4 separate regions of the Mus musculus genome follow, and all the other regions are linked to region 1. Evidence: chromatin loops called from intact Hi-C (ENCODE). Cell type or tissue: left cerebral cortex. All regions are shown on one strand. Each heading gives the region's core, and the rest is flanking DNA. Links, peaks and the distances in the headings are about the cores only.

Region 1 (7,666 bases), core at 1,447-5,446:
CTTCCGTTTTTCTTTTCGTTTCTCCCTAAAATATCAAATGACATTTTTTTTCATTATCTGTATATTTAGACATTCACAAAACTTCTAATTAAACAAAAAATTACATTTTAAAATAGTCATGGCTGTGACATCTCTCTTCTGTGAGGGAAAAGGGTCAGACCTTAGTAACGTGATTTACTCCATACAATATCTTCACACATGAAGAGAAGGACTTTGCAGAGCTAATAGAGCTTTCTTTAATGTATAACTGCAGTATTCGATAGTTTCATCACTAGTATCATATAGGACTAAGAGATTTATAAAGATGATTTATAAAGAATTTATTCACAACTCATCCACTAAACGATTTTCTAGTTCAATATCATAGGGAATACTAAAAAGAATATTTGACTAAATTTACTAAAGAACAGAAACAAAAGTCCAAGTTTTTCTAATCTCTTATAAATGTTGGCATTAGACAATGGCTATGAGAAATGCTTTCATGAAATCCTGTCTTAGGCACACCCATGTCAGGCCAAAGCTGGCTTTCCTGCGTGGCTGCTTTACTTAGATCTAGGACACCCATACCAGAGCCCATCCTAGCAGGTTTGCGCTCCTCAGGCAGTCTGAGGAGAAAAAAGGGGCGGAGTCTAAGTTCATTAGTATTGCAAAAAGCAAAGTAACAATTCGGAAGGCATATGGTTTTAATTATAGCTAAGAACATGCATATCCTTATTTTTCATGACTTCTGTTTCAGGACAGACAGCTTTTAACAGGACCTGAAGCCCCATTTCTCAGTAAAACAGCAGTGCATGCTCTGTGTACGCACTTGCGCTGTTCACGTTGCTCTTCCCACTGTTTTTGTTTCATCAGCTTCTTCAGTTGCCGTTTAGATATTGGCTCAGCCCCTGCATCCACTCTAGGCTCCTGTCTCTCCTCTTCACCGTCACTCGTACCCAGCTTTTCCTCCACATTAGTAGACTCGATGGATGCTGGCAGCATTTCAGATGACATATTCATTGTCTCTGAAAAATTTGAAAAGCAAAAATTTTTTTACACGAACTGGCAACTTACAAAGTAAAATTACCCAAATGGCCAAATGGCCAATAGAGATCACTACATGCTAAGCACTATCATTGATAAAAATGCACATTAGATAGTTAGATTTCATTTATTGGCAAAGATCTTTAACTCTCACTTGACATGAATTAAATACCATTCATTGACTGTCCTGGAAGGACTGAAGAAATAGAGTGTTTACATATACTATAGACGGTCTTCATGTTCTTTCCAGCGTGCAAATGTTTTGAGAGTTATAAAAGCACCAACACTAGTTAGCTTCCGCTGTCAAGGTGACATCGACCAAGACCAGAGTTATGTGAGAAAGGCTCAATTGGGGATTGGGGGGTGGGTAACAACACTGGCTCTGCCCAGATGGCCTGTGGCCATGTCTGTGAGGAGGAGCTGTCCTTATTAGTGTGGGCAGTGCCATCCCTAGGCTGGTGGTCCTGGTCACTAAGCATGAGCGATGGAGCAAGCGGAAAGGCAGACGCCATGGTCTCTGCTTTGCCCTGACTGCCCTCAGTGATGAACTGTGGTCTAGAAGCATCAGCCAGATACCATTCCTTTAACTTGCTTTTGGCCATGGTGTTTTATCACAGCCTCAGAGAACTGAACTACTGTAGATACTTTCTTACCTAGCAATGGTTTCTTAGAATAAATTCCTGTAAGCGAGTCAGAAATGTACAGTAAAGGCTGCATCATAATTTATTCATCCTAACATTTTTAACTGTAAAAAGTGAGAACTTATTTGAGTGTCAGCATAGAGAGTAAACCAATGGTTCTTCTATAATATAGGTTAGTTACTCATGCTAAGCAGCCAGGAAAAATGGTATTTCCAAAATTACTTACTGATGAGAGGTAACAGTTACATTTTAAATCTGAGAGACAATGCAAATACTAATATTCCTTTTATATTATTTATTAAAGCACATATTCACACATACCTTCCACTTCTGTTCATGGGTATCTGGATTTTCTAACTTGAATGATACAAGTTTTCTTTCTCTCTCTAATAAATGTCACTATATATCTGTAAATGCTTTAGCTATGGCTATAAACAAAATATAAAAATTGATTCTGTAATCAGTCCGCAAAATTCTTAGCATTGACCGAAATCAATCTTCATTTAAATCCAACCACACACATTTTTATCCATAACAGCTAGAACTCAACTTGCTGACTGGGGGAAGGCGAACTACACTGAAATATCTTTTCTCTTTAATATGTTCTTAATAACAAGGCTTACAAGTGTTTGCCTACTTGTCCCTGCCTCAGACAAAGCATAATCTGCTAAATAGCATGTGGCCTTAAGAAACATTCTGAGATTCTTCATTCTTACAGAGCTAGCTAGTTAATCTAAGCAAACAAACGATAATCTAAGCCAAAACAAAAACAAACAACAACACAATTACTCTTCGAGATGTAATAATGAGGACAACACTTTTGCAGAACTTAAACAATAGCTTTACTCTATGCTTCTCGATTTCTTTGAAAGTGCAGTGTCACGTTACTTGAAACTCAGTTGACTTATTCCAAACTGAGAGGATAACTGAGTAGATAAGGGATTTCATAGGAGTCTAAAAGAAAATGAAGAGAGTAATTTCAAAGTTACTAACTCCTCTGGTCTCTAGTACTAAATTCCTATGAAAAAAAGCATCTCAAACAAATCTAGCAGAGAGAATATACTGATTAAAGGGATGAAATTGTGTATTATTACTCAAACCCAGATCCAACACCAAAACTTCCCAGTAACCTAAAACCCTGAGGATGGGGGAATTCTGAAGGGAGAGTGCTACTGCACACTGTTGACAGATGGCTCTAAAGGCATTAAATAAAACTCAAAAATGTATATGCCCAAAGGCATGAATAGTGGAAAAAACAAGACTCAGTAATGCAAACTTAAAAGCAAAATTGAAATTAACAGGAAAACATTTTATGAAACATATTTTCAAGAGAGCACAGCTCTGAAACTTGAAACTCAGTTGACTTATTCCAAACCGAGAGGATAACTTGAGTAGATATGGGATTTCATAGAATTCTAAAAGAAAACGAAGAGAGTAATTTCAAAGTTACTAACTCCTCTGGTCTCTAGTACTAAATTCCTATGAAACAAAGCAATATTTATCCGTGGCAATACTTTTCAGTAGTTTCTCTATGTTCAAAATTTTGAAGTGTTGAGCTGCCTTAACTGTGAGAATTACAAAAGCCGTGTTTTACAGCTCTCTGACACCAGGGGGAGCCTTTGTCTTTCACATCTAAAATGTCTCCAGTTAAATTTAACTTGACCTATCACAGAATAGTAACATCTTTGAGCAGCCTATCGTGAGCTTGTCCTAACATTAATGTGTTTTATCAATTCTTGAAACACTGTACTGGGTGTTTCCTAAGCTTTGATTAAATAAGCCAGACTACTGAACAACACATGAAATATGTTTCATTTTATAAAATACATGAATGCAGATAAAATACTAGCTGGCTGTCTTGTTTTGTCTAGACTTCACCAAGATAGCTTCCGCTCCGACTGTCTACTAAGTAATAGAGTAAGAATTTGATGCATTATGTAAAACACGGCACTTTTGAACACACGGCTTTAGTTTGGGTCACGAGGTGAATCTCTATGGCAGCGAGTCTGAGGCTTCTCCCAGACCAGCAGTGATGCTTAAAGCACATTTTAATCCACTAATCCAAGTCTAACAAGTATTTAAGAACATTTTACAGAAAGATAAAACAACTCTGAGACTTTACTTTAGCATATCTTAAAAAGAAAAAACCTGGATGGTTAATTCTTGGATATAAGTTATCAGACAGGATTACAAAACTCAAAACTGAGTAATACTGACAAAGACTATCTGGTGTGGGGAAGAGCATACGTCACTTAATGCCAAAGACAAAAACCCGGCTGTTATCAAATCGACTAAAACGGCCCTCGTAGTCTTTAAGCTTTCTTTTCGGTAACTCTAAAATCAATACATGCCTACTTCAGGGTATTTTTATGTTATTTTATTTTTTTTTATTTTTAAACGCGTTGGTCTGTACCGCAGTAGCAATAGCCCTTTGTTCAGTTGTCAAAGTCCCTTTGGCTTGAGTTCTGGCTTGGGAGGGAATCTCAGGAGAGCTTTTTTTTTTTTTTTTTTTTAAATGAGTAATTTTACATCTCCGGACACGCAACCACATTTTAAACACAAAATATTTCAGTGGCAACCGGTAACGCGTCCATCTTAACCTCATCCTCAGCTGACCACGAGGCCGAGCCGCCTGGGCAGCAACTGCCCCTCGGCGCCCTTACATGCGACGGCCTGACCCAGGGAAGGAAAAAGAGGAAAAGAAGGGAAAACGGCTCGCCTGCCCTCTAGGCGCAACGCAGCGTTGCGACAAGCTACCCTGAGACTCCACATGGCTCCTTTCTGCCACACTTCCGGTAGGGACTCTCCTAAACAACAGAAACCCGGAGCGCACACCGCGGCGACAACCGGGCGCGCGCACGCCCCGAGCGGGGCCCTGCGCCCGCGAACGAACCGCAGCTGACCAATCACGACTCTGGAAGACGGCACGTGAGTGGCGAGGGGCGTGGAAAACGCACACCTGACGCCACTTCCTCCGCAAACCGGCAACTACTTCCCAGGCCCTCACCCTCTACTCCGGAAGCCTTGGTTGCAGCGGAGGCTAGGGTAGCTCACGCTCCTTTGGCATCCGAAAGGATACCAACGGGCAGGGGCACGACAGCCGCAGTGCCATATTTACCGTGCCGCGGGGCCGGTGGGGAACGCCGGGGTGCGGTTAGAAAGCCTTTCTGAAGTGTTCTCGGCTCCACGCGGTCGTCCTCCTTCAGAAACTTCAACTCCCAGAGGCAGAGGCGGTGGTTGCGCGCCCGGTTACGGCACTTACGGCTTACGTCATCGGACTGCGCTAACTCCAAACCGGAGAAAGAGGAGGAGCCTGTAGGGGGCGGGGTCTGGGCCTGGGTTTTGCGGGAATGGTTAGTGGCTACCGCGAGGCGTTTTTCCCGGTCAAGCGTTGCATTTCTACCCACAGGCCTGTGTAAGCTCGGGTCTCGAGGCGAAGATCGCCCCACTGAAAGAAATTGAAATGCGAAACAGACGAAATGCTCTTATTTTTTTCTGCGTTGAGAGGATGATCTAGTATTGCCCAACGTACTTCTAATTTATGTAAGAAAGTTACCAATGGTCTTTCATAAGTGAAAAAATTGTAAACTGAAATTTTTAATAGAAATTCATCGAACTTAGGAATTTTAAAGTTTTCTTTTTATGTCCTTAGTAAAACATAATACTTTACAGTCCATCCTTTGAGGTTTTGTTTATGCTGTTTTGCAAAACACTAGTGATATTTCATCGTTTGTAAATACTTGACCTTATATAATCTTTTTGCTAAATATAGACCAAGTCAACCGAGGGAAAAAGAAAAACCAAACAGTTGGGTAGGTTGGTCTTTTTGTAGTTGTTTTGTTTTAATTTGGCTTTTCTGATGGATGAATCTGTAGAATTTGCAGATAAAAAACTATTTTTCAAATAAAGACCCATCATTAGATTTTTCTTGTTGCTTGACCTTTTGAACTTGTTACAGGCTCTTAAATGAACTGAATCGTCTCTGAATTTAGTGTGTGGGGGAGATCTTTTTTAAACTCTGTTTTTATTTGGAAAAAGATGTGGATCACATGCTCTGTGTTGTGGATCTCTCAAATCTTAGAGATTTCTGTTAACTGAACATTGGCAGTAAAATGTGAATCCACTTATGAGCTGTTAGTAGGGCATCTTTTTTCGGCTGCCTCCGTATCAGGGCAGAGAGTAGCTGAGGGAGGGTTAGTAACTGGATATGGAGCCCTTCACATGTAGGTCATTAAATTCAGGCTGGCAGAGTGGTGTGCCAGATCTTTCAGCAGCTGTTCTGTTGCCCTTATGGGATCTGTCTTTAAAATAACGGTACAGTTTTAGAGGTAATGCCTAGCATCCTTGATATCTAAAAGAGTTTTTAAGTTAGGAGAAAAATCCTCATTTTTATGATGTGACCAAATTTGACTTGGTTATTTGATCTCATGGTTGCAGAATCAATCCAAAGTATGAAAAAAAAAAAAAAAAAAAGGTACGAGTAAAAACTGCAGTTTAGCCAAAGAAGCATATAAAAGTTTAAGATAAAGTCCTGTGATGTAAGGAAGTCATTGATTTATAAAACTCAGGCTTGTTTAACACAGTTGACAGTTCATTGTCTTTGGCTTAGGATTTTGTACAGCAATGACTAAATGATTGTCTCCATCAAAGAAGTAGAGGATCCAGAAGTGAATACATACTTAAGATGCCTGTAGATAGAAAGGAAGACATGAATGTTTCTTGAGCACATAGTGTCGGAGATTTTGTAATTTTGCTCCATCTTGGAAAGTAAACATTTTTTTAAATGAAGAATTTCAAAGCTGGGGGCAGTGAAAGCAAAGAGCCAAACGTGAAGGTTTTACACATTGATGAGCAGTGGTGGAGTAAGGAAGAAGGGCTCTACCCAGCTTTCTAATGTGAACAGTGGTAGAAATATAATTCTATTAATTGGGTAATTTAGAGAATACTAGAAGAAAACTGGATTTTAAGCAAACATAGCAAGCTTGGATTTGAATATCTGCGGAGTCTGGGGAGTCTGCCTAAGTATGGATGGGCTTAGGAGTCGCTGTGCTGCGAAATGAGTTAGACACAGGTTTGGGTTTAGGGGATAAAGCAGCAGTTATCAGGAAGAAGAGTGAAGTAACGTGTAAGATAAACACACGAGAGAGTAAATGTGTAACCTACGAACCGTATATTATTTTCATACTAATGAAGTAGGTTTTAGATGATTTCATCACAAAGGAAACAGTAGTTGGCTGTCTGTGAGCGATGTGACATGTTAAGTGGCTTCACTATAGTGGGCTTTCTCCTGGTCATGTGTAGCTCACAGTGTCATGTCCTATGCCTTAAATGTATGCAGTAACATTTATAGAAAAATTAAGGTTTATGCAATTTAATCACGAATAAACATTGGACATCCTACACAAATCATATCTGTGTGCCAATTTCATAGAGCTGGCAGCCAGCTCTTTGACTGCAGACTGTACAGTAGGAAGAGGGCTACTGGCAGATCAGAGTTCTAGGACACAGCACATGGTTGTAAGTGCGATTGTGAACATTGCACAGACACTCGAAGTTCCAAGTCAATCTGGTTGATTGTTTTTTTTTTTTAATTAGGTATTGTCCTCGTTTACATTTCCAATGCTATCCCAAAAGTCCCCCATACCCACCCACCCCCAATCCCCTACCCACCCACTCCCCCTTTTTGGCCCTGGCATTCCCCTGTACTGGGGCATATAGTTTGCAAGTCCAAAGGGCCTCTCTTTCCAGTGATGGCCGACTAGGCCATCTTTTGATACATATGCAGCTAGAGACAAGAGCTCCAGGGTACTGGTTAGTTCATATTGTTGTTCCACCTATAGGGTTGCAGTTCCCTTTAGCTCCTTGGGTACTTTCTCTAGCTCCTCCATTGGGGGCCATGTGACCCATCCAATAGCTGACTGTGAGCATCCACTTCTGTGTTTGCTAGGCCCTGGCATAGTCTCACAAGAGACAGCTATATCTGGGTCCTTACAGCAAAATCT
Region 2 (7,666 bases), core at 2,908-6,907, 62 kb after region 1:
ATGTTCCATCACATGGACGTATCTTTTGTCTACCTGTTCATTAATGGGAGGACACAGGACATGATCCTCTACTTCAAGGACCCTTAAAAATAAACAGATAAATTCTGCAATGTGATAAACACGCCCATCAAAGTAAGAGGATACATCATTAACATGATGAAATCAGTAGCTTCTCTATATACCAATAACAAGCTTTCTTAGAAAGAACTTGGGAACAAAATTCTGTTCACAATGCATTAAAAAAAATCCCAGAAATAACCCTAACAAAGAAGGTAACAAGCCTCTGTAATAAAAACAGAAAGACACTGTTAAAAGAAACTGAAAACTATACAAGAAGTTAAAAAGACCTCCCATGCTCATGGATTGGCAGAAATTAGTACTGTGAAATGGCTACATCAAGAAAAGCGATCTACCATGTGCCTCCACTGAATTCCAAGGTCATCCTTCATAGAGGCAGAAAGAAAAAGAACTCAGGAGTTCACAAGGAAGCACAAAAGACCCTGAATAGGAAACACAATCCTAAGCAAAAAGACCCCTGGGGTCTTGGTAGAGGCTGACCTCAAATTATACCACAGAGCCTTTGTAACAGAACCAGCAAGGCACAGACACAAAACAGGTGTGTGGACTCATGGGATAGAATAGAGGATCCAGAAATAAACCCACATAGCAATAGCCACAGAGCCTTTGACAAAGGTATCAGGCACATAGATTAGGAAAAAAAAAAGACAACTGTTCAGTACATTGGTGCTGACACAACAATGAAACTGGAACACGCACACGCAAACACACACACACACACACACACACACACACTTTCAAAATGGGTCAAAGACTTTAGTGTAAAACTTGAGAGTATGAGCATTCTCTTCCCAGCACAGTTGCTTGGTGCTCAGTGGGTCAATTCCACCCTGCTCTGAGAAATCTGTCTCTATGTTTTTATACATTTTCCCCTCACTCTGCTTGAAAATCAGCTCTGTAAGTGCAGTCACAGAGCTCTAGTCTCTGTGAGATGAAGTATTGAGAGACAGAGGGGTGCTTCAAGGCAGAGGTAGTCTCACACTCTTTGATCAGGAAGTTGGGCATTAGTGCAGTATTGACACCTGAGGTGGCGTGATCAATATGGATGGTAGACGGTTTCCAGAAGTTAAGATTTCCCCACGCTAACCAGTCTCCCTTACCTGATCAGGCTAGAGCCATGCATACAGAGTGCAGTATCCCCCATGCAGCAGATGCTGCTCACGGACCACTATGCAGCTCCCTATAGCTTCCATGGTATCGCCATTCCATGGAGATCTGTGATCTGGGTCACTAGGATGTATTTTGAAAGGACAGGTCACAGTTACAGCCACCATAACTGAGCTGTTTATTTTGCTCTCACTGCATGGTGCCCTCATAAGAACAAAAAGAACTAAGAATCAAAAAGTAAAGGTTAGCTCTGCGGATGTAGCTAACCTTTAGAGATTTAGAGATTTAGATTTACGCAATTCAGAGAGCGCCTAGCATACACAGAGGCCTAGATTTGATCCCCAGCACTTTATAAACTGGATGTGATAGCCTGGTATGTAATCCCAACACATAGGAGACTGAGGCAGGAGGATCAGGAGTTCAAGGTTATCCTGTTACACAGCCAGTTTAAGGTCAATCTGGGTTATATAAGACTCTACCTTAAGCAAACAAACAAATACACACTATACACACACAATATACACATATAGTTAACTTTCTGTTTAAAATTAAGGAAAATTAGCATTTCTTAGGCCCACCTTCAAAGAACATCCACACAGATCCTTATCATTTACTGTCTTAAGCTTATGAAGCAATCATGTTGAACAGTGGTGCTGGACAGGAAGTAACTTACACGGACACTGTTGGACCAGCATGGTATTGGATGGCAGACAGAGAGAGCTACAGCAGCCACAGCTTTCTTGCTCCCCTCTTGAAAGGTGACCACCCGCAGTGGCCTGTGCCCAGTGGTCCAGAGCATGCTGTGGAATCACTCACAGGCTCTGTAACAGGCTGCTCCATGCCATCAGCAAGGAGAGAGGGAGTCAGGATTGGTGCTGCACACTGGTGACGGTCCCCAGGTGATGCCCAGGCTGTTGGTGTGGAGGTCAAGTGAGACCTGGTTGAGGGAGCTGTGACCCGGGGAAAATGGAAGACCCTTACACCATAAGGGTCTTTCCTGATGTTTGTACTCCAGGGTGATGGAAGAAAGCGAATGAGAAAGTAAGAGCTCGTGTATTCTGTGGGAGAATGTACCTTCCTGAAAAACATCAGGGGACCTCTTGTCCTCCCAGTCTCAGGGTGATTTGAATGAGGTGAGTGCTACACTACACATTTCTAACTGTGGTATTTATGGAGTGGCTTGTCAAATGGGGTGCCAGTTTTCTTTAAAAAGTGGTAACTTGTTTGTATTGAAAACAGCCAAGAGCTACCTTAAAATCCCCTGTGATTAAAAATAATAATAATGCCTATGCTTTTTATTCAGTAATTCTAATTATAGGATTTTGTGCCATGGAAATTATCAAAGATGCTTGCAAAGAGTCATGCCTAGAGGTACTCATTGTAGCATTAACTGCATGGCCTCAAACTGCAGAAACGACTTTAAAGACACTTTAGTGTGAGATCCGTTAAACATACCCTGATATGGTAGTGTGAAGAAATAAGACATAGCCATTAAAAGTTCCTGGGGGTGGGGGATGGGGATGCTGAGGAAGTGTTCCAGGGAGAGAGAGAGAGAGAAAGAAAGAGAGAGAGAGAGAGAGAGAGAGAGAGAGAGAACTACTGCTGGGCAAGCAGGACCTGAGCTTAAATCCCTAATGCACACATAACACTGGGCTATGGCCACTCCTGCCTATAATCTCAGCATTAGGGGATGGCGGCCAGCAGATTCTGGAACTCACTGCCTAGCTTCAGGGTCAGTGGGAGACTCTGTCTCCAAAAATAAGGTGGAGAGTCTTGTAGGATTAGCGGTCTCCTCTGATCTGCACGTGCACGTGCATGGGAGTATGCACTCTCACACTCACATGCATGCACCGCCTATGTGATTATAACACCAGGAAACTTATGAAACAAAGATGCAGGCTTTCACTAGTATGAAGCAGAAAAATGTAGACTGCAAATTTGCATGTGACGTACCAAATGCACCAAAGAACACTTAAAACTTTCCAAATTCCTTTAGTTGAACTTACATTACGTTTTTAAATAAAAGAAGCCCCACTCCTCCATGGATTGAGCATTTCTGAGCAATCTGTGCAATAGTGGATTTGAACTTTCCAAAGGTAGAAGTGCGGAAGTAGAGAGGCCTGTCATGGTAGTTACTATACTTTTTAAATTTTTATCTAATGTGTGAGCATGTGTGTGTGTGTCTGTCTGTCTATTTGTCTGTACTTCAGTACTATAGCATGCATGTATGTCATACTCTAATGTCCGCAACTATGTTAACTTTACAGCAACAACGTAGACTTAGGATATCAAAGTAATTAACAGGAAAGATAGAAATGAGTTTCAAACCCAGGCACTTTCTGTCTTAAATAAACCTAGTCTTGCTCTTTATCTAGTAGTATTGAAAACCTATAAGCCTCACAGAAACACTGTCTGTCAGGCCATTGTGTTGACCAGACAATAGCTTCAAGGAGCAGGAAAAAAGAATCCGCAATTTTTTTCCACACCACTTCTGAAGGTAATCTCTCCCTTGGAGCACTGATTACATTCCTTGTCTGCAGACTGTTCCTCACTGCCTTTGGTAGCAGCTGCTTCACCTCCAGCCTCTTCAAGGCCCTTATTTTCCTGGTCCCATCCAGACCTAGAGTTCTTCACCCCTGCCAGTCCCCTGCTGTATAGCTGGCATGGCTCTCTTTGGCCGTCTTTGGTGAGTTTCTCTTCTCTCTGCGCCTTTGGTAAGACACAGACTACACAGTTTTATAAGCCTAGCAGGCATTCCCATCATAGGTCAAGACTTCCCGAAAACTGAACATCTCTCATGGACCAGGATGCCTGGCATAGCTAGCTGTCACAGGTGCTCATTTTTTTCCCCCAAAGGAAACTGATTCTCTTCACAGTTGAAGGACAACTGTGATGTCTGCCCTACCTGACTCCAATGTATTGCCCAACACAAACATAGAAGTCTGCCCACTTAGCCCATTTTAAATTGCCCTCATTCTAGATGTGTTTTTTTTTCTAGAATGTCTGGCTAAACTCATCTAAGAGCTGACTTTAAAACTCCTTCCTAAAACACCTCTTTTATAACATTTATTATCACAAACGGTAGCGGTAAGACATGTCACCTAATTCTGTGGCAAACCTCTCAGTTAGAGGTGGTGGCTATGTTCCTGCGGACTGCATCTTTATTTTATTGTTCCCTAGTGCATGGAGATGATAAAAAAAAATGATGCTGTATCATTTCTGAGAGAGGCCTTAAGCAGTTAGAGACATCTGTTCCCTACCTCCTGGCATTCCCATTGATGGAACTCAGCCCATACATTTTGAAGATATCTGAGCAGCAAAGCTCTCAAGAGGAACTGCAGTCATTTTTGCCAGTGGCTCAGCAGAGCTCTCATCTGACAGCAGCAACTTGTCAGGTCTGTGAATGAGCATTGTGAGAGAGTACTCCAGGGTCTCTGTCTGCTGCCCTGAGAGGCAGAGACAAACCTTCCCTGCCAAGCCCTGCTTAACCTGCAACAGTGTCAGTTGACTACACAATTGCTATTTTAATCTACTAGGTTTGGGGGGAGGGGAGTAGGTCACTGCTCTGAAATGCATAAGTAGAACAGTGGACATACTTGGTTTTAAAGCTACAGTTTTCACAATATTGCAGCAGGTCTTTGATAACTGGAGCTCCATTAGGCAGCTAAGTTCTCTACCAAAAAACAAAAACAAAAACAAAAACAAAAACAACAAAAACAAAACAAAAACAAAAACACAAAACAAAACAAGAGATTGGTTGGAAGACAGTGAGCAGGGGAGGAGAGAGAGGAGAGGATCAAGGGGTGGACAGAGCTCTGTTATTACTAAGTGCAGTGGCTGAGCACAAATGAACTCAAAATTGGCAAAAAAAAAAAAAAATTCCTCAGAAGTGGTGTGAAACCATTTATAAACACAGATTATAGTAGTTCGTGTTCAAGGTGTTTGCTTATACAGATGCCAGCCTGTGACAGGCCACCAGATGACCTGCATGACATTAAACTAAACCTGAAGGGAAATCTGGTCACATATATAGTGTGATTCTGGGAATTTTAGGACCAGGTGCTTAGGCTAAAATGGAGACTAGTGTGCTGGTTAGTTGTTTCTTGTCAACTGACTCAAGTTTCACTCATCTGGGAAGAGTAAGTCTCAATTGAGAAAATGTCTCCACAGAATGGCCTGTAAGGCAAGTCCTTGGGGGCAATTTCTTGATTAATGATTGATATGGAAACGCCCGGCCCACTGTGGGTGGTGTTGCCCTACGTAGGTCAGCCTGGGTTGTCTAACAAAGCTGAGCCAGTGAGGGACATTTCTCCTTGATCTCTGCTTCAGTTTCTCCTTGGGTTCCTGCTCTGACTTCTCTTGGTGATGGACTTTAATCTATAAGCTGCAGTAAAGCCTTTCCTCCCCACGGTGTTTTTGGTCAGCGTATTACCACAACAGTAGGAAAGTTCTGAGCAAGACGCAATCACTCGTTTCCACCCTACTTTTCTAGGACAACTAGGGAGGTAGCATAGTGCAGAGAAAAATGGGGTACATCTGAGGTGACAGGAAGAAACCTGAAAATCCCCAAGAAACAAGAGCCAGAAGCCAAAGGTGACTCTTGAAAATGTAACTGAAGTGCTTTTTCTTGCTTGCTCTGAACTGCTTCCTGTTCAAACACAAGGAGTGCTGGAAGTCTACCCTGAGGGTAGGTCCAGATGTCTTGAACATTCGTGTTCACAGTGATCTCAGTTGGCCAGTGCTGTGCTTAGGGACCACGACAGTACTAAGTGTCACTGTATAGTAATTTTCAGATATTAAGGAGAAGAATGGCCTCTGCTTTCTTGGGCTTCCATGTGGGTTCTCAGAGACAATTGTCAAGGAGGCACCGTGGCGTCAGTGAGGCAGCAGCACCTAACCTTGTTAGGAACTCCACAAATGTGACTTCAGGAGGCAGGTGTGCTTAGATAACGCTCAGGTTAGCTGGATGATATTTTCTGGGTACCGAGAAAAATCCATACCAGATTTCTAAACTCCAGAGCTAGAAGATCATAAATGTGCATTGTCTTCAGCTATGGAATCTATAGGTGTTTGTTATTACACCAATAGAAAACAAATGTACCTGGTTGTACAGTATTTACAGACTAAATTTGTTTAAATGCCGAATTCGAACTAGAAGCTAAGAGAAAACAAAACTGTCCAAAGCTTGCTTTTCGAGTTAAAATAAAGACTAACAGTGTATGTTTTCTTTTGTGGTTACTTTTACTGGAAAAACAACAACAACAAACATATTTTCAAAACTGTCAAAATAAAAAAACCAATACACAAGATCACACCTTACAAATGCTGGCACTTAAAGGTAGGCTTGTCACAAGGAATCCCTTCTCAGTAGTTTTCTCCATAGGCAAGAGCACTTGAAAGGCAAATCTTGGCGCTTTTGGCTGGATGCAAAGTTCCTGTAGCCAGCTCACCGCATTGTACCACCACATCAAACCTCAGCCAGGAACTTCTCCACCAAGATGGCTGCATTGATACAGTTTAAATTTTCACATTCTTTCCATATGCCATCTCTCGTAGTCTGGGGTTACAGTTCGTCATTATCCAACATCCTTCTGTATGCATTATACAATATACACTCTCCTAGTCATACGCAACTTCCACAGTCTTCACATTCTCTTCGGCCATCACTATACAAGAATATAATTTCATATATAAATATATAAACACACATCTTCAGAAAGGGTGGGGGTGGGAAGAGACTGTCTGCTAGAAAACAGATCCAGCCATAGTAGGTGACTCAGGGAACCCTGGAAAGAACTTGCTGCCACTAATACTAACTTGAAAAAAAGCAATTCAGAAACTTAAAAAGAAAAACCAAACTAGATGTGTGAATTTTATTCTGCACCATTTTGAGTTAAACAGAAGTAAGTCCAACAGAGCACAACATGAAGTACTGAGGGTGTGGCTAGCTCACGAGTATTGCAATGATCGTTCAGGTCTCCCCAGAGACGTGGGGCACGCACCGGAGTCCATGCTTCAGGGTCCTGCTTCTGGGTCTTTCTTCACACATGTCACAAATGGAGTGCGATTCAGATTAGATTCAAGTTCAAGGCACTTTTGAGAAAATGCTACATGCTTTCTTACTGATTCTATGCACCGGTGAGGCCTCTCTCAGACCCAGAAGTTAAAGAATACATTAGCAGTCTCTTGACAATATATATTACCTATGTATACATCTCCTTAGAGATTATGTAAAAGCCTAAGAGCTTATTGATTTGGTTTTTATGAGCAGTTTTCTCAAACACACTTACACATAATTTTCTCCCATCAACAGTACTGATAAAACACAGGGCACCTTTTTCTTTCAAGTATCTGGGTAAAATAGCACACCCTGAGAATTTAGGGTGCAAATATTACACCTTGTAAACCGTAGAATGAGACTCCTTAAGCACCACATAGGAAAATGTATACTGTGATAATCTTAAATACAAAGAGTACCACT
Region 3 (7,666 bases), core at 1,445-5,444, 210 kb after region 1:
CTGAGTCTCTTTCCTATGGGACACGAGTCTTGTGAGACGAGTTTGCAGTAGAGAGAACCCTGTAGAAGAAAAACTATGGAATAAAACAAATATGGCCATTTCTGCCTCTTAGTTCCCTTTTTAAACTTTAAAAGCCAGAGCCCTAAAATAAAGAAATCCTTTTACTTTTCTGAATAGACTGTCCCAAATGTAGCAATCCCTCAGTATCAGTCAGTATTTCCAAGAGCCTGCATGGATGCCAATGACCTTAGATGTCCAAGACCCTTATCTAAAATAGTGCAGTGTGCACATAAACTATCCACACCCCCCATGCACTTACATTAGATTACTTATCACACCCAAGGCAATACAAATGCCTGGAAATGGCCAGTAGAATGTTTTGTTTATGGTATGGTAAGAATAAGAATCTATACATATTCATTACAGACTCTGGGTTTTTTTTTCTTTTTTTCTTTAAAAAAAAATGTTTATTTATTTAATGTATGTGAGTATACTGTTGCTGTCTTCAAACACACCAGAAGAGGACATCCAATCCCATTACAGATGGTTGTGAGCCACCATGTGGTTGGTGGGAATTGAACTCAGGACCTCTGGAAAAGCAGTCAGCGCTCTTTAACCACTGAGCCATCTCTCCAGCCCCAGACTCAATGTTTTTATCCAATATCTAAGTTCATGGGTAGTGAGTACAAGGGTATGGAGGCTGAAGGCCAATCCGAGTGTCAGCTGCCCGTTCCATATGAGTGCTTACTTCTACTCTAGGATTCCGACAACAGTCCGAGCTACTGGCTTTCACTGCACACTAACAAACATCACCTGTTGTTAATTGTTTTCAAGTTGCCAGCTTGAGGTAATCAAGAGCCTTTCCATCAGTGCCTGTGGATATGGACTATGTCGGATGATCCAGTCTGCAAAGTGTCTCCCGTGGCACCGGGGAGAGTTGCAAGACCTGGAGAGGGTCAGTTAAAGATCAGTGGCAGACATGTTCTTCATAGAGCAGGACAGGGCAAGCCTGCAGCTTAATGTAAAGTGCTTGCCTGGAGTAACGTCCCCCCACACCCCAGTACTGGGAGATAAGAAGGGATAGAAGCACAAGGCCAAACATGTGACAATTCTGGGCTTCATTCCAGACCTTTTCTTTTACAGCTGGGCACCAAAGAAGGCTATCTCACCAAGCAGGGAGGCCTGGTAAAGGTAAGGGAGTGGGGTTCGTAATGTTGTCAGATTTTTTTTTAAAGGAAAATTATAAACTTATTTTGAGCCACTTATATTACCTGAGAAATGACTTGGCTGTTCTCTGACGAAGCCCGATGTGAGTGATCTGCAGTTCATACTAAAAAGGAAGCACTGTGCAGTGTGTTCCGTGGAGGGGCCAATTTTCTTCCTTCTTCTTCTTCTTCTTCTTCTTCTTCTTCTTCTTCTTCTTCTTCTTCTTCTTCTTCTTCTTCTTCTTCTTCTTCTTCTTCTTCTTCTCCTTCTTCTTCTCCTTCTTCTTCTCCTTCTTCTTCTCCTTCTTCTTCTCCTTCTTCTTCTCCTTCTTCTTCTCCTTCTTCTTCTCCTTCTTCTTCTCCTTCTTCTCCTTCTTCTTCTCCTTCTTCTTCTTCGATTTATTTACTCATCTTATGTATATGAGTACACTGTAGCTATCTTTAGACAGACCAGAAGAGGGCATTGGACCGCATTACAGATGGTTGTGAGCCACCACGTGGTTGCTGGGACTTGAACTCAGGACCTACTGGAAGAGCAGCCAGTGCTCTTAACCACTGAGCCACCTCTCCAGCCCTCTGTTTACTGAAAGGTAGGCCAAACACATAACTGGTGCTTAAGAAAAATGACATTATAAAATACCAAAGTAAACACAGTCTACAAATCCAGGGCCCCTGCCTGCTCCCTGCCTGCAATTGTGCCTTTAAAGCTCTCTTTAATTTTCACATGTCATAGCCATGGTCATGCAGTGTTTTAGCTCCTGTCAGAGTCAGAGTCCTGCCCTCTCTCCTGTAAACCAGGCTGCTTGAGTCTAATCTAGTCGTGCAGCTATCTCTGTCCTTACTAGACTGGATGCTCACTGAAGATGGGAGACATTCATTTTTTGTAGCCTGTTTATTGATTCATTTCCTATCCAGAGAGGGTCTCCTTCACAGCCCAGGCTGACCTCAAGCATACAGTCTTACTTCTCAACATCCAGTGTGAGGATTAAAGGCATAAACAACTATGCCCGTTGAATGTTTATTCTGCAATCTTCTATTGTCTCTTTTAACTGGATGCTCTGCCAGCTGAGACAGATCAGGGCATTATTAAGACATAGGAAGGAAACAGCAGCAACAGTTTCTGCTGTTGAGTCCAGAGAAGAGTCAGAGTGTCATGTGATTAAAGGATTCTAAACTTCAACTGTATCCGCTTTAAAGTAATAATAATAAATAATAATAGATGACATTACTTTATATGCAATGGGTAAATATGCATTATATATAAATGAAGTTTCAAGAGTATACACCAAATATACATAAATTTCTGGGGTGGTGACATAGCTCACAGAAGGGTCTCAAAGTTGATAGCAATTTTTATTATAGCATTAATAAAACAGAAACTTAAATGGCTTGTTATAAATCACCTTGAATATTTAAAACACCTGGTTCTATTCATTTAAATAAACTCGTGGTATTTCTATTGTGATCTTGGAACATAGATTCATCTTATTTTTTTATAAGTATTTTGAAACTTTCCTCAAAAAAAAAAAAATACCCCCAAATATTTTAGGCTTATTTCATCTAATCCTTTATATACTTTTAAAATGAAAATAAACCATCAAGTTTAGATATTACATTCTTGTATTCAAACAAATTTTCTCCCCTTAGACCTGGAAAACAAGATGGTTTACTTTGCAAAGGAACGAACTGAAATATTTCAAAGACCAGATGGTGAGAAAGACATGCGTACCCTCCCCTCCCCCACTCTCCCCTCTTCTCTCACCCTCACCCCATCCCCACTCCCGCCGCTGCTTAGGTGTTGGTTCCGTGAGGTTCTAGACATCCTCTGAAACAAGAGTCTAGAGACCCAATTATGAGGGGGCGGGGCACACTGGCCACAGAGTTTGTTCGGAGATCAGAGACAACCTATGGAGTTGCATCTCTCCTTTCAATAAGCAGTTCATGGGAATCAAACTCGGATTATCAGGCTTGATTTGACCACAAACATCTTTACCCACTGAGCCATGTTGCCAGCCCAGGATCGGGGCTCTTGATCCTGATCTATTCTGACTCTGCTAAAATGAGGGCTCCCTCCAGAGGCTGCTGATTGGTCAGTGCAGCTGTCGCTCTCCGCAGTATTTGGCTCCCTCTGCTTGGGACAAAGGAATTCTTCCTTTGCCTTCTTGCCTAGGAGGCAATTTCCCCTTGCCTTAAATGCATATCCAGGGCTGGAGAGATGGCTCACTGGTTAAGAGCACTGACTGCTCTTCCAGAGTTCAATTCCCAGAAACCACATGGTGGCTCCCAACCATCTATAATGGGATCTCATGCCCTCTTCTGGTGTGTCTGAAGACAGCTACAGTGTACTCATATAAAAATAAATTTAAAACATCTTTAAAAAAAAATCTCCGTTCTCATTAAAATAAATAAATAAATAAATAAATAAACAAAAGTATGTCCAGTGCCCAGGTTCGTTTTATCATGCCAACTTAAAATGATTTACTTTTTCTTTATACAAGAGTTCAGCAATAGTAGAAGTTTCTAAAAGATGGGAGAAAATATGACTCCTTCCTTAAAAATCTACATCGATCTGATGTAAATTGACAAAAGGGGCATCCATCTTTTTTTTTTTTTACAAAAAATAAAATTATTTTATTTTTAAATAATGTGCATGAACATGTGCCTGTGTGGTAGTATGTACCCATGAGTATTGGTACCAGGTCAGAGGCATTGAACCGGTTGGTGCTAAAGTTACAGGCAGTTTTAAATTGCCTGGTATGGGTGCCGGGAATCGAACACTGATCCTCTGGGAGAGCAGATCACCCTCTTAACCACTGAGCCATCTGTATGGCCCAGCAATGTCTTCCCAGTGCTTAATCCATGAAAAGCTAGATCCCAAACCCCAGCGTGTGTCTCCCCTGTGTCAGGCTTTGCCATCATCTGTTATCTTAATGAAACTGACCGTTGCTCGCAGCAGAAACCTTGCTAAGGGATGGACACGCGCATTTGTTTATTTATGTGACATCATTTCGTTTTGTTTTTCAGTCACCAGAACCAATTCGGATCCTAGACCTAACAGAGTGCTCAGCTGTTCAATTTGATTACTCACAGGAACGAGTAAACTGTTTCTGGTACGATATATTCATAAAGGAAATGTTTCTAAAAGTCTTTTAAGCCAAGGAATCAAAAGCTATCTATCTTCACGTGTACACATCTGGATGGAGGGACAGGGACCTAACCTCACACGACGGTGTGGCATGCTAGGAGTGCCTCCAGTTACACAGGCCACAATACCTCCTCTAAAGTGGCTTCAACAAAGAGGCAGGCTGTCTAGGTTCAGGCTGTGCACTGCGCAACAAGGACACACTCACTCACTCACTCACTCACTCACTCACTCATTCATTCATTCATTCACATCATAAGCAACTTTACTGCTTTGAGATTTTCCTCTCAATTTTAATTATCATTTCACTGACTCTGGTGATAGATGGATCTGTCTTGTTTCGGCCCCATGTGACCCTAGCAGCAGAGGAAATGTTTTGCTGTGCTACGATCAGTATATCGGGATATCCCTATATATATTTCTGGGATGGTGTCCTGACAAAAACAGGTGTGTCTTCATTTCCACCACCTTTTGTTTGAAAGTTTGTCAACCGTATGCAGACTGAAAGATGTAAGCTATTCTCCCTCTAACTCAGCTCACTCAGACCTTGCCAGATTTTAGGACTGCTTTCAGCCATCACTTCTTTTCCTAAGCCCCAAAGCCGGCTAGAAGAAAGCTGCAAGGATACAGTATCTTGATTGTGGAAGTCCTAAGAATAAAGATATTAGCTATAGAACTGTAGTTTCATTGTTACACAGAGAAAGTGAGCAACTTTCGGCAGCAATGAACAACAGACAGCTTGTTAATGCCTGTCTATGATCTAACCCAGGTTTGATTTTCTTTAAGTAACAACTTGAGAAGCAGGTGGACTGAGACAAGGTGCCAGCAAGGGCGTGGTGTCTACCCTTCTCTTGACTCTTCCCAGCTGGCCCCTTCAGATCCAAGTGGCTGCTTTTGCCCCGAGTGTTTTCACAGTCCAGTCCTTTGTAGCAGGAAAGTCAGTGTTGCCCTGGAAACGTTGCCCTGTGAGGCTTCTGCTTGACCCACTAGCCGCAACGTAAACAACCATCCCCTAATCATAACTGGCTTAAACTAATTACATTTAGTGTCAGGGCTTCTGTTTCCAAGAAGAAAAGGAAGATTTGTATAAATTTATAGAGCAACTCACGCCTGCAAGCTGGGAGTATCAGTGACAACTAGGAACCAGTTTACACTCAGCACCCTGCACAACGTGTAGGATATCAAGATCCCTCTCTCCCCACCCCCATCTCCTCAGCCATAGGCAAGAGAGCTACAAGATGTGCTGCTCTGGCATTAAGGTGATAGAAACACTTCTAAATTTCAGCTCCAGGAAGGAGGATTAGAGTTTGAGGTCACCCTCTGCTATGTAGCAAGTTCAAAGCCAGCCTAGGATACATGGGTGTTGCAGGGGTGGGGGAAGGGTTGGGGGTGGGGACAGACAGGAGAAAAAAAAATAGTGTTTGTGTTTTGATTGTAAGGACCTTATAACTCAAATGATTTTGACTAGTCACAGACAGCAAAATGAAAAATTATCATCTACCTTCCCAAGCTTTTGTGATTAAAAAAAAAATCTTTTTTAATGGCAGAGACTAACCCGTGGTAAGGAATGGGTCTAACCCCTTTTTCTATTCTGTTTTGAAACCGACTACATCTTCAGGAGGAAGTGGTACCCTCCTTAAACCAGCCAGTAAAAATGAGCTCTTCAGCATGCCCTCTTCTCTGCCTGGCTTGTCCTTTGACACACACAGAGGCTCTGGACCCACTGCAGAGCTCAGCTGAGTAAACTTAAGTTCCACAGAAGACAAGCACCACAAAAGACTGAGGGTGTGACCCTGACATACGCTTCTTCTTTGAAGTCTCCTGGGAGAATATAAATCTCATCTACAATGACACAAACTTAAAACCTCCTAGGCATTTCTGCAGTTGCTGACAGAATGGCTCTGCATACACCAATTCTTCAAAGCTACCATGCTAATTAGGGGAGCCCTCAGCAGTCCTTCTCCCTGGGAGGCACTCACACTGTTCCATCAGGATATATACCAACCACCTCACATTGTTTCTTTTGTTTCATCAGCCTAGTGTTTCCATTCAGGACATTTTATCTCTGTGCAAAGACGGGAGTTGAAGCCGATGAATGGATCAAAATACTGAGATGGAAGTTGGTGAGTTATAAAAGTCCCCAGATGTCCAGTCTTCTTGGTAACTAACAAGTGGACTCCAAGCACACACCAGTTGTCAGAGCGGGCTTGAGAACCAAAGGGAAGGCTCTTGGCTGTTTTGTGGAGTAATCCACATTCTTAATGGATATCAAAGGGAGGGAGGGGTCATAAGAAGGAAGGGATTTATTCTTACGCCTCAGCCTATCTATCCTCAGCCACGGCTTTCGGTGGTCTTCTGGTAAGGTGTACTGGTTATTATCATTTCCTTTGGAAGAGAATACTTGGATTGGAAGGTCTCAGAATAGGACGCTGACATATGCTTCAACTTGGAGAGCCTTTTAAATTGTCTCCGAGGGAGATTAGGGAGTAACTCAGTTTCTGGTGTAACCACTTTGTATGGATATTACTAAATTTCCAAATTACCAAAGGTGTATTTTCTTTCTGCTCTTACTTTTTCCCCAGGCACATTATAGAGAGTGGATAGCTGAGTGAAAGCTTTCTAGTGTTTCCTGTAAGTTTACTATATTAGTCTGGTGGTTGTTCCTCTCATGAAGTAATGAGGCAGCTGCTTATGAGGTAAAGGAGGCTCCCAGTTCTTGAGGTCCAAGGGCATAGCACTCCCATGAGCCTCTGAAGTAGACCTTTTGGTGGGATATAAAGACAGGGACTTGTTGAGGATGGAAACCATCACACTTCCAAACATGAAGCCAGAGATATACTGGGGGAGTGGTCAAGTTCAAACGTCTAGAACTCTCTTCAGAACAGTTCACACTTCCAAGGGCAGTGCACGGTGACCTCAGGACTTCCTAGTAAGTCTCATCTTTTAAAGGCCCCATCACATCAATGCCACACCACCCTAGGGACCAAGCCTTTACACGTAGGTCACCAAAACATACTGTCTTGAAAACCGTGGTGTTTTCAAAGGCAAGACATCTTTTTCCTAATGTCTCTCTGTGTGTGTGTGTGTGTGTGTGTGTGTGTGTTCATAGAATCTATAGGCATGTCTGAGAATGGGTATCCTTAAGACCAAGCTTGTAGCTCAGAGGTAGGAACACTTCTCTCTGGGGGAAAAAAAAAAAAGAGGCTGGTTCTTTTGTTTGTCTTGTTTTGTCCTTTTTGTTTGAAATCCAAGTTAATACAAAGATCATTTTGAGACTGCTCTCATGCTGAATATCAGTGGGGAAATGCTTTGTCATGGC
Region 4 (7,666 bases), core at 236-4,235, 68 kb after region 1:
CACTCAGACCCTGTATACTCTCTCCATTCCATTCAAATCCTTGACATTCCACACCTGCTGCTCTCAGATATACGGGTTTGAGATCTTGGAAAGAAATGGATTCTAGCTTCTTGTTCCAATAGTAAGTGACCCTTATATGCAGTCAGTTTGACTGAAAAAAAAAATGTTCAAATTCTGGGGTAGCAATGGCTTCTTAAATATGGCCCAAAGGCATCTTCTGACCCAGAGACCATGTTTCATATCATATACCTCAGAGACAAGGGTTTATTTCACAGCTCATTGTCCGGTAACCAAGTGGACTGTGGTCAAAGACCACTCACTACTCCTGCTTCAAATCTTGCTCTTTGTCTAAAAGAACTTAATTTTTAGAACTTGTTTCTCCCCCTTAAGAAAGGCCCTGGAAGTGGTATTGAATTTGGTTTTGAGCCTGGATTTAAAAAAAAAACAAACCCAACAGTGACAAAGTATTAAAATGTTAAAAGCTTTAGAAAATTCAGTATTCTGAGAGGCATAAAATCCCTGACTTCAAGAAGCAATTTTAAGTGGAAAGCAAATACTGGTGATTGTCAAAATAAAAAGGGTCATCTAAAGAATTTTCCAGAATACTTTATCTTTAAACAAACAAGAGACTGAACAGAGATTCCTTACAGAAATCTTGAGCGTTAATACTTGCCTTTTAAACGGGGTATTTGGTTAGAAAGTAATTAAGAAATTCTTCAGTGTATCACTTAATTGAGAGACCAATTAGGAAAGTCTGAATGTATCCATTCAGTCAGAATTGGGTTACAACTGGTCAGTAATGCATCTGGTTTTTTGGAATCTTTGCAACTGTTAAAACTTGAAGCAAGAATCGGGCACTGTAATTACAAGATGTGGGGTGGTTGGGGCTGGAGCGAATTACAAACACTGAAACAAAGTTCACAGCCAATTCTGTCTTCTTCTCCAAACAGGCTTCTCTTCGAGCTGCAAACATGGAGATGCAGGGCACAGCTATGAAAGGACTCATTTACGGGTATGTGTGTTGCACACTTACAACAAAGGTTGGATTCTTAAAGGAGAATGGGCAGTTTATGCTTTCTGAAACTAAGAACTTAATTTTCAGTGTAATCACGGGTTCCCCCATACCTCAAAACATTCTGCTTTGTGACAAAAACAGTGTCAGGGCACTGTGCAAATGGGAAAAATTAAAGCACAAATGTCAAAACCGCCATCTGTCATGATTGCACGGGAAGTCATGCCAAACCTGGTCAGGAACCCAGACAACACAACAGCCAGAATGACAGAGTTGGCTATTTATTACTGGAAGCAGACGGTTGTGTTTAAAACCTAAGTAGGAGATGCCATCCTGTCAGCTAGACTTGACATAGCTCAAGAAACTCCAGGGTGACTTCTGATTTTAGTTCTTGATTGGCTGATTTGGTTTGCAATCGAACCAATCAGATGCCACTGCCTGTTTTGAACAAACCATTCAAATACTCTGTGTACTGCGTGCCTGGTCACAAGGGCGGAGGGGAGGCGGTGGCAAGAAAGCTTATGTCCTGTATTAAAGTATAAAAAGAAACACTTCATGGGGGAGAAACGCAACCATTTAGTCATCTTAATAAAACTGAAATAACAAAAGCTACCTTAAGAGAGTTGTTCAGGAAAACATACAAACTTACACACATGGTTCCTAAGAAATAAAAGTGCATAACACAACTGGAAGTTTTCTCAGATGAATTCGGTGTTACAATGAAACTTTCAAATTAACGAACAGTTCTTATTTCTGTCTTGCTCCTGCAAAAGAAAAAACAATGCAAAAAAAAACACGGTCAAAGAAAAGATGACTCATTCCGGAAGAATATTCCCCTTTAAAAGTACAACAAAAATTACATTCCCTGTTGACTATCTGATTATTTGGCTCATTTCTCTAAGTTTGGAACTTAAAAGTTTTAAATGTGCTTAGCAACCATGTGCTGCCGTTATCAGACACTGCTGACTTCCAGAAAGTGCCACCAAGTGGAGCCTGTCTTGAAAACCCGACTCAGATTCAATCAGCTGTTCAAAAATGATTGTAGAGTTAAATATTTAGTTTGTCTGAAATGATTCACCAGGACAAAATGGCATATTGTATGCCTCCCTAAAACTTAGCACACAGAACTGGTATTTAAATTAAATGGCATCATTTGAAATTTACTGTCAGTAATCTAATTAGATTAACGGACCCTTGCCCTGGGGATTCTGGGAACACAAATGACTGCTAAGCAAGTTATGTGGACTTTCTCACAGTGTGCTTTTTTTTTATATAAATTACATTTCCTGCCTATAACATACAACTCAATTAGACCCATATTAAGACAGCACTGCCATTATTCAAAAGTGTATGAAAATTATCCATTTCCTCTCTTTTGAAATTTCTTAATATAATCTGCTAGAACTTTGCTTAAAGAATCTTTTTTTAGTGCCTGGAAGTTGATTTTCAGATACAGTAGTATGAAGACAAAAATAAAATAAACTTCAAGTGCTATTTGTTGAGAAGAAAGATGTCTCTATCATGTGAAATATAACCTTGAGATAGAAGACTCAAATAACATCTCTCTAACTATAAGCAACCAAAGGAGCAAGGCAAGGGATACTTTAGTCCTGTGACCTAGAAAAGAAAGCCTGTTTCAGCTTGTTTATTAAGAATGAAAGATAGAATAATGATATCTTTGCATCTCATGCAAATACACTTCAAATATGTCTTCTTGTTTCATATTTATATTGAGAAAATATATTCGGGCTCAAGGAACTGTATGGAGCATGTAGTGTTATATGGCACACATGGCATCTACTGTTTAGCATTCCCCTGGAACTCACTGATACACAGTTTGTTAAGCTTGATTTTCTATCTCAACAGACACAGAACAAACAGCAAGAGGAAACTGAACACAATCACAGGTGAAGAAGGGGTGACCATGCGACTAAGAAGAATAATTTGAATTACATAAAAGAATGTAACGGTAATTCTGGCTTGCGGTCCTAAGGCAAGGTTTATAAGGACTCTTTGAGCAGAGTGAAAGGGGGCCAATAGGAGGAGGAGGGGAGGAGGAAAAGGGAGGACCAGGGGAGGAGGAGCAGGAAGAGGAGCAGGAGGAGAAGTGTAAGAAACTCCTCTCCAAGATGACAACCAACTAAGAAATGAAGATAAATCTGTTAAACAATATAGTCTAGATATTGCTCTGTGGATATCCATAAGGTATTTATTGTGTTTCTATTAATTTTAGAGAAATTTTGTTTGAAAGTATTGGTTTAATTCTGATGAAGGATAAAATAGTAATAACTACCCAATAAACCCCACCAGAGGCTTCTCAAGTAACTCCTGAGAGTGAAGACGAAGGGTTAGCCATACTGTGTTACCAAGGGGTCTCCCTGGCTGCCTTCCCAGGCCGGAGTTTAGACCTGGAACACTGACCACATTTATCAGGGATTCGGGGCAGACATCTTGCTCCTCCCAGGCCTGTGCCCAGACAGAGAGGAAAATCACCACTCGCAGTTGGTAAGCTGTGCCCGGAGTTGTAGAGCAGGCTGGAAGGCTGTGGGGGATACTAGAATACACTGGCACCCAGCCAATGGCTTGCCCGGAGGCTGGCCAGCTCTGAGGGGACTTGCCCGGAGGCCGGCCAGCTCTGAGGGGACTTTTGAGCTATTGTTACTGTCTCCTGACTGGGAACTTCAGCTATTTTGTGCACAGGCCCCTGATGCCACCCTGGATGTCTGAAACAATAGGGGTGATTTCCTGGTTTGTCCAGGCCCTGTTGAAATTTTGGGTATTTATGGGTTCTAGTTTCCAAGAAACGTTGACACTTTCTATATTCCACGTTTGTTGAGATAATTGACAGTTGCATCTTTACAACGTTTCTTAAAATTATTTTCATTTTACAGGTAAAAGTGTATACAACATTGGCCTACACCAGTAAGTAACAATACCACTCCCAGCTGTCCCTGTGTCATATGTGCTGCTACTCCGGTCAGAGGCACACAACTCTCACCTATCAGCATGCCTGGGGACACGGGGTCCCCGCATATGTTCGTCCCATGTCCTTCCTCCCTTGAGCCCTCTCATCACTGAAGGCATAGCCTTGAGTCTAGAGTCTCTGATATGGCTCAGGTTTCTCTTTATAGCAGAGAATGTTCTGGCTGAACATTTAATCATGTTAATCAAAATAAACATTTTAATCATGAGAAAAACTCAGAGAAGCTTAGTGTATTGGATATGTTCAGACTTCAACTTATTCCCTTCTCCCTGCTTTTCTTAGTCGTTTTCTCAAACTCAGCAATCCACACACACACACACACACACACACACACACATACACACACAACAAACACACACACATCACATATACACACACACCACATACACACATACACACACACACCACATACACACCCTACATAACACCCCATACACACATACACACACACACCACATACACACACATACACACACACCACACATACCACACACACAGCACATATACACCACACACACACATACACACACACCACATATACCACATACACAGCACACATACACTACACACACACACACCACATACCACACACCCCCCCTACACACACATATACACACACATACCACACATACACCACCACCCCCATGCACAATATACCACACACACAGAGGCACACACACACCATATACACACCACACACACACCCTCGCACACACCATACCACACATAAACCACACACACACATCATACACACAACACAACACATACACAGACATACACACATACCCCCTATACATACACACCCCCACCACACACACACCCACACACACCACACATACCGCACACACACACACAAAACACATTCTTTCTCTGTCTCTCTTTCTCTTATGATAATGAAATAGCTGGACGATTCAATTTTCTCTAGGGTAGAATATTTATTTCCCACCTGATTAGAAAAATTAGCATAAGAGCAGCCAGCCTAGTATGTTCTGCTATCCTCCATGAGGACACAAATGTCACATAATTCTTTAGTAGGCTGAGTGGCCAAGAGGCAAAATAAAATGCTGAAAAAGTTCAGAGAAAGTACGCCTGGCACAAAAGGGCTGATAAGGAAAGGGGATAATTCATAGGAAGAAGGGAAAGTAAGGGAAATGGGTGACCAAGGACCTTCTGTAATGATGCAAGCACACAGTTCAAGCAGCCTGGACTTCATTTACTGTTGATTGTAGCAACTTATATCTTCATTTGCCTAACAGGGATTAAGGAAAGTATCTACTTGTTTCAATAATCCAGTGGCATGAGGCTAAGCTATGGTAAGGAAGAAAATATGAAGGTAGACAGAGCACACCTGTAATCACAGTCCTTGGGCAGCAGAGGCAGAAGCATCGGAGATTCAAGCATTGAGGCTAGCCTTGGGTAAGGTCAAGGCCAGTCTTGGCTAATATGTGTGTGCATGAAAGAACTGCAGAGAAGGGTATGAGAGTGAGCTAGAGGGAATCTCAAACCACTGAAAGGGGAGAAGAGGCAATTAGAATCAAAGCACATTAAGAATATTATAGATCAAAGCTGCAGCTATAGTAATATTATACTAACTGGGAGAGGGAACCACAGCCATGTTGGGGGGTGGGGGAGAAATGATCTATTGATTGTAGGATGTAATTATGGGATGAACAGAAAATGAAGCAGGGAGTCATAGCAGCCCAGCCTCTGTCCACCAGGACAGGAGAGGCAGCCACAGTCCTGACCTATCAGGGATGCTCAGTGTTTTGAAGGATGCTGTGCTGAAAGAGTTGCCAAGGCTACCCAGTCCTGCAATTCATTCTGAAATGAAAACAAAACAAAACAAAACCCTCCAAAAAAAATCTAAGGACCTGGAGATAAGTCTAGATGTGTGTGATGGGCCATTGAAGTCACTTGAGCTGGAGCGGATAGGAAATGAGAAGTGACATTGGGACAGCTAGTGCTGCTAAGTAATTAACAGAGAACTCAGAATAACTCCTCAGATAGTAAGAGGAACACTGGGGCAGACAACACTGAAGTGTCCCCAGAGAGAGGGAAAAAGACAAAGGACAGAGACCAAAAAGACACTGAGATCAATGTCCAGGTAGAAAACCGAGCCGTACACAGAGGGACGGTGACCAAGCAAGGGTCGCCTCACCTCTTCTTTAAACAACCCTCGCTTTCCTCCTGCAATTTTGATACAAAAGGATCTGGGTTCGATGGTCTCAGAAGTCCTCTAGGGCCACTCAGAACACACCATGAAAGCAGGGTGTTGAAAACGGCTCTCCCTGAATCCAGCTTTCTCTTTCCTCTTTAGTTGTCATATGAGGACTCCATAAGACTGCTATGCACCCTGCTAGGCTTCCTCCACATCCACAGCTTCACAAACCCCTAGGGATTAGCTGATCCCAACAGCCCTAGGTAAACATCCATCTAACCAAGGGATCCAAAAGCTAACTGTCCGTGCTGGGTCTCCTCTGCAGGCACACTAGAGTTTCCCTGCCTTTCTTCTCTCCCTCTTCACTAGTGGTCACCACACAGTGCAGTGCCCACTGAAGACTCTTGGAGCGGAACCATCCGAACAATCTTTCTCTGTGTTGCAACCAGAATGACGTCTGTGCTTTTACTCGAATCCTAAGCAAAAGTCCCAATAAACGTGATCCTGTGCAGCGTTTTCTTATCTTGGAAGACACTTTGCAGCATGCAAGACCCTTCCTAGCCACTGACATGCCAATAAATATTGGATTAGATAGTAATGCCTTCATGCTGCTAATATAGGTCTGGTTACCTTATTTGATAATGCATACACTTTCTTATCTGATAATGCAGGAATCAGCATCTCTCTCTCTCTCTCTCTCTCTCTCTCTCTCTCTCTCTCTCACACACACACACACACACACACACACACACACACACACACACACACGAGAGGCAGGAATATGTTCCCACTAGAGATAACAGGAATGTTAGAGAGTCTGTCACCCCCAAGATTACAGTATTCTCTTAGCTCAGTTCCCATTTTCTTTTCCATGCAGTGTGGTTTTACCAAGGAGTGAAGAGCCTGTAGGCACATAATCTCAACCCTTCTTACTCTGCCAGGCGGAGAGGCAAGTCTGCACACAGCTCTGACACCCATGTGCTCCTGCCGGAAGGCATCTTCACTCCGTCTTCTGTGTTTGACCTGAGGTGTCCTGGTTCCAACCACTCACTCACATTCATGCCTCCTATCAAGTTCCACGGGCTGTATTTCCAGCAGAAATCCCTGCCTGCGCGCGCAGGTCAGACTCGGTGTCAGAAATAGATTTTCTCTGATTTCCTTTGCAAGTATGGAAGTTGTTCTTTTTCAAAGGGAGAGTAGGTACTTATGGGGATTAGCCTTGGAGCATGATGGGTTCAGCCAGGGTAATACGGCATAAAATGCAACTTGACCCAAGGAGTAACTTGGGCTCCAGAATCTCACCCCCTTCTGAAGGTCAAACTCTGTGTGTGTGTGTGTGTGTGTGTGTGTGTTATATCTAACCACACATAAGAACATACAACATACACAAAAAACCTTAAGGAAAGTATTCTGATCATGTGAAAAGTCAAGAACAAGAACTTTTACAAACTGTGGTCTCTGACTCTTTTGCCTGCTTGTAGGACCCTTCTCCTATTGGGCTGCCTTCTGTCCA

What was found. Peaks named below come from ENCODE experiments on the same cell type or tissue, not always from the same donor. Only the 100,000 strongest peaks of a DNase experiment are listed, where the experiment ranks them.
Region 2: it touches region 1 in a loop (2.5-fold over the local background); 6 of 42 quality-filtered maps call a loop at or near these places.
Region 3: a loop joins it to region 1, with 5 times the contacts of the local background. A loop is called at or near these places in 12 of 42 quality-filtered maps.
Region 4: a loop joins it to region 1, with 2.8 times the contacts of the local background. A loop is called at or near these places in 14 of 42 quality-filtered maps.

The regions. Positions count from the first base shown.
Region 1 is chr3:138,140,713-138,148,378 of GRCm38, reverse strand. It overlaps Trmt10a (tRNA methyltransferase 10A), which reads right to left and starts at 4,931. Exons shown (of 8, transcript NM_175389.5): 1 at 4,783-4,931; 2 at 809-1,004; 3 at 1-25. The coding sequence starts at 999. It also overlaps a transcript of Mttp not described here. In left cerebral cortex, for the core only: CTCF peaks have their summits at 3,270 (motif pointing right), 4,400 and 5,005 (motif pointing right); DNase peaks (open chromatin) are centred at 3,292, 3,938, 4,605 and 4,925; H3K4me3 peaks cover 2,113 bases; H3K27ac peaks cover 2,120 bases.
Region 2 is chr3:138,080,248-138,087,913 of GRCm38, reverse strand. It overlaps 1110002E22Rik (RIKEN cDNA 1110002E22 gene), which reads right to left. Exons shown (of 3, transcript NM_001370862.1): 3 at 6,413-7,666. It overlaps Gm52617 (a long non-coding RNA gene), which reads left to right and starts at 1,408. Exons shown (of 4, transcript XR_003954569.1): 1 at 1,408-2,318. In left cerebral cortex, for the core only: no CTCF peak of the experiment used is centred there; DNase peaks (open chromatin) are centred at 3,879 and 4,484; H3K27ac peaks cover 1,245 bases.
Region 3 is chr3:137,934,386-137,942,051 of GRCm38, reverse strand. It overlaps Dapp1 (dual adaptor for phosphotyrosine and 3-phosphoinositides 1), which reads left to right. Exons shown (of 9, transcript NM_011932.3): 5 at 1,144-1,191; 6 at 2,853-2,915; 7 at 4,230-4,315; 8 at 6,383-6,470. Among named protein-coding and RNA genes, the nearest start is that of Gm19708, 5.5 kb to the left of the region's middle. In left cerebral cortex, for the core only: a CTCF peak has its summit at 3,307; a DNase peak (open chromatin) is centred at 3,294; H3K4me3 peaks cover 217 bases.
Region 4 is chr3:138,071,274-138,078,939 of GRCm38, reverse strand. It overlaps 1110002E22Rik (RIKEN cDNA 1110002E22 gene), which reads right to left. Exons shown (of 3, transcript NM_001370862.1): 3 at 1-1,776. Gm52617 (a long non-coding RNA gene) reads left to right here. Exons shown (of 4, transcript XR_003954569.1): 2 at 951-1,012; 3 at 2,879-2,981; 4 at 3,904-4,209. Among named protein-coding and RNA genes, the nearest start is that of Gm5105, 7.7 kb to the right of the region's middle. In left cerebral cortex, for the core only: a CTCF peak has its summit at 1,996; DNase peaks (open chromatin) are centred at 1,017, 1,402, 2,015 and 3,553.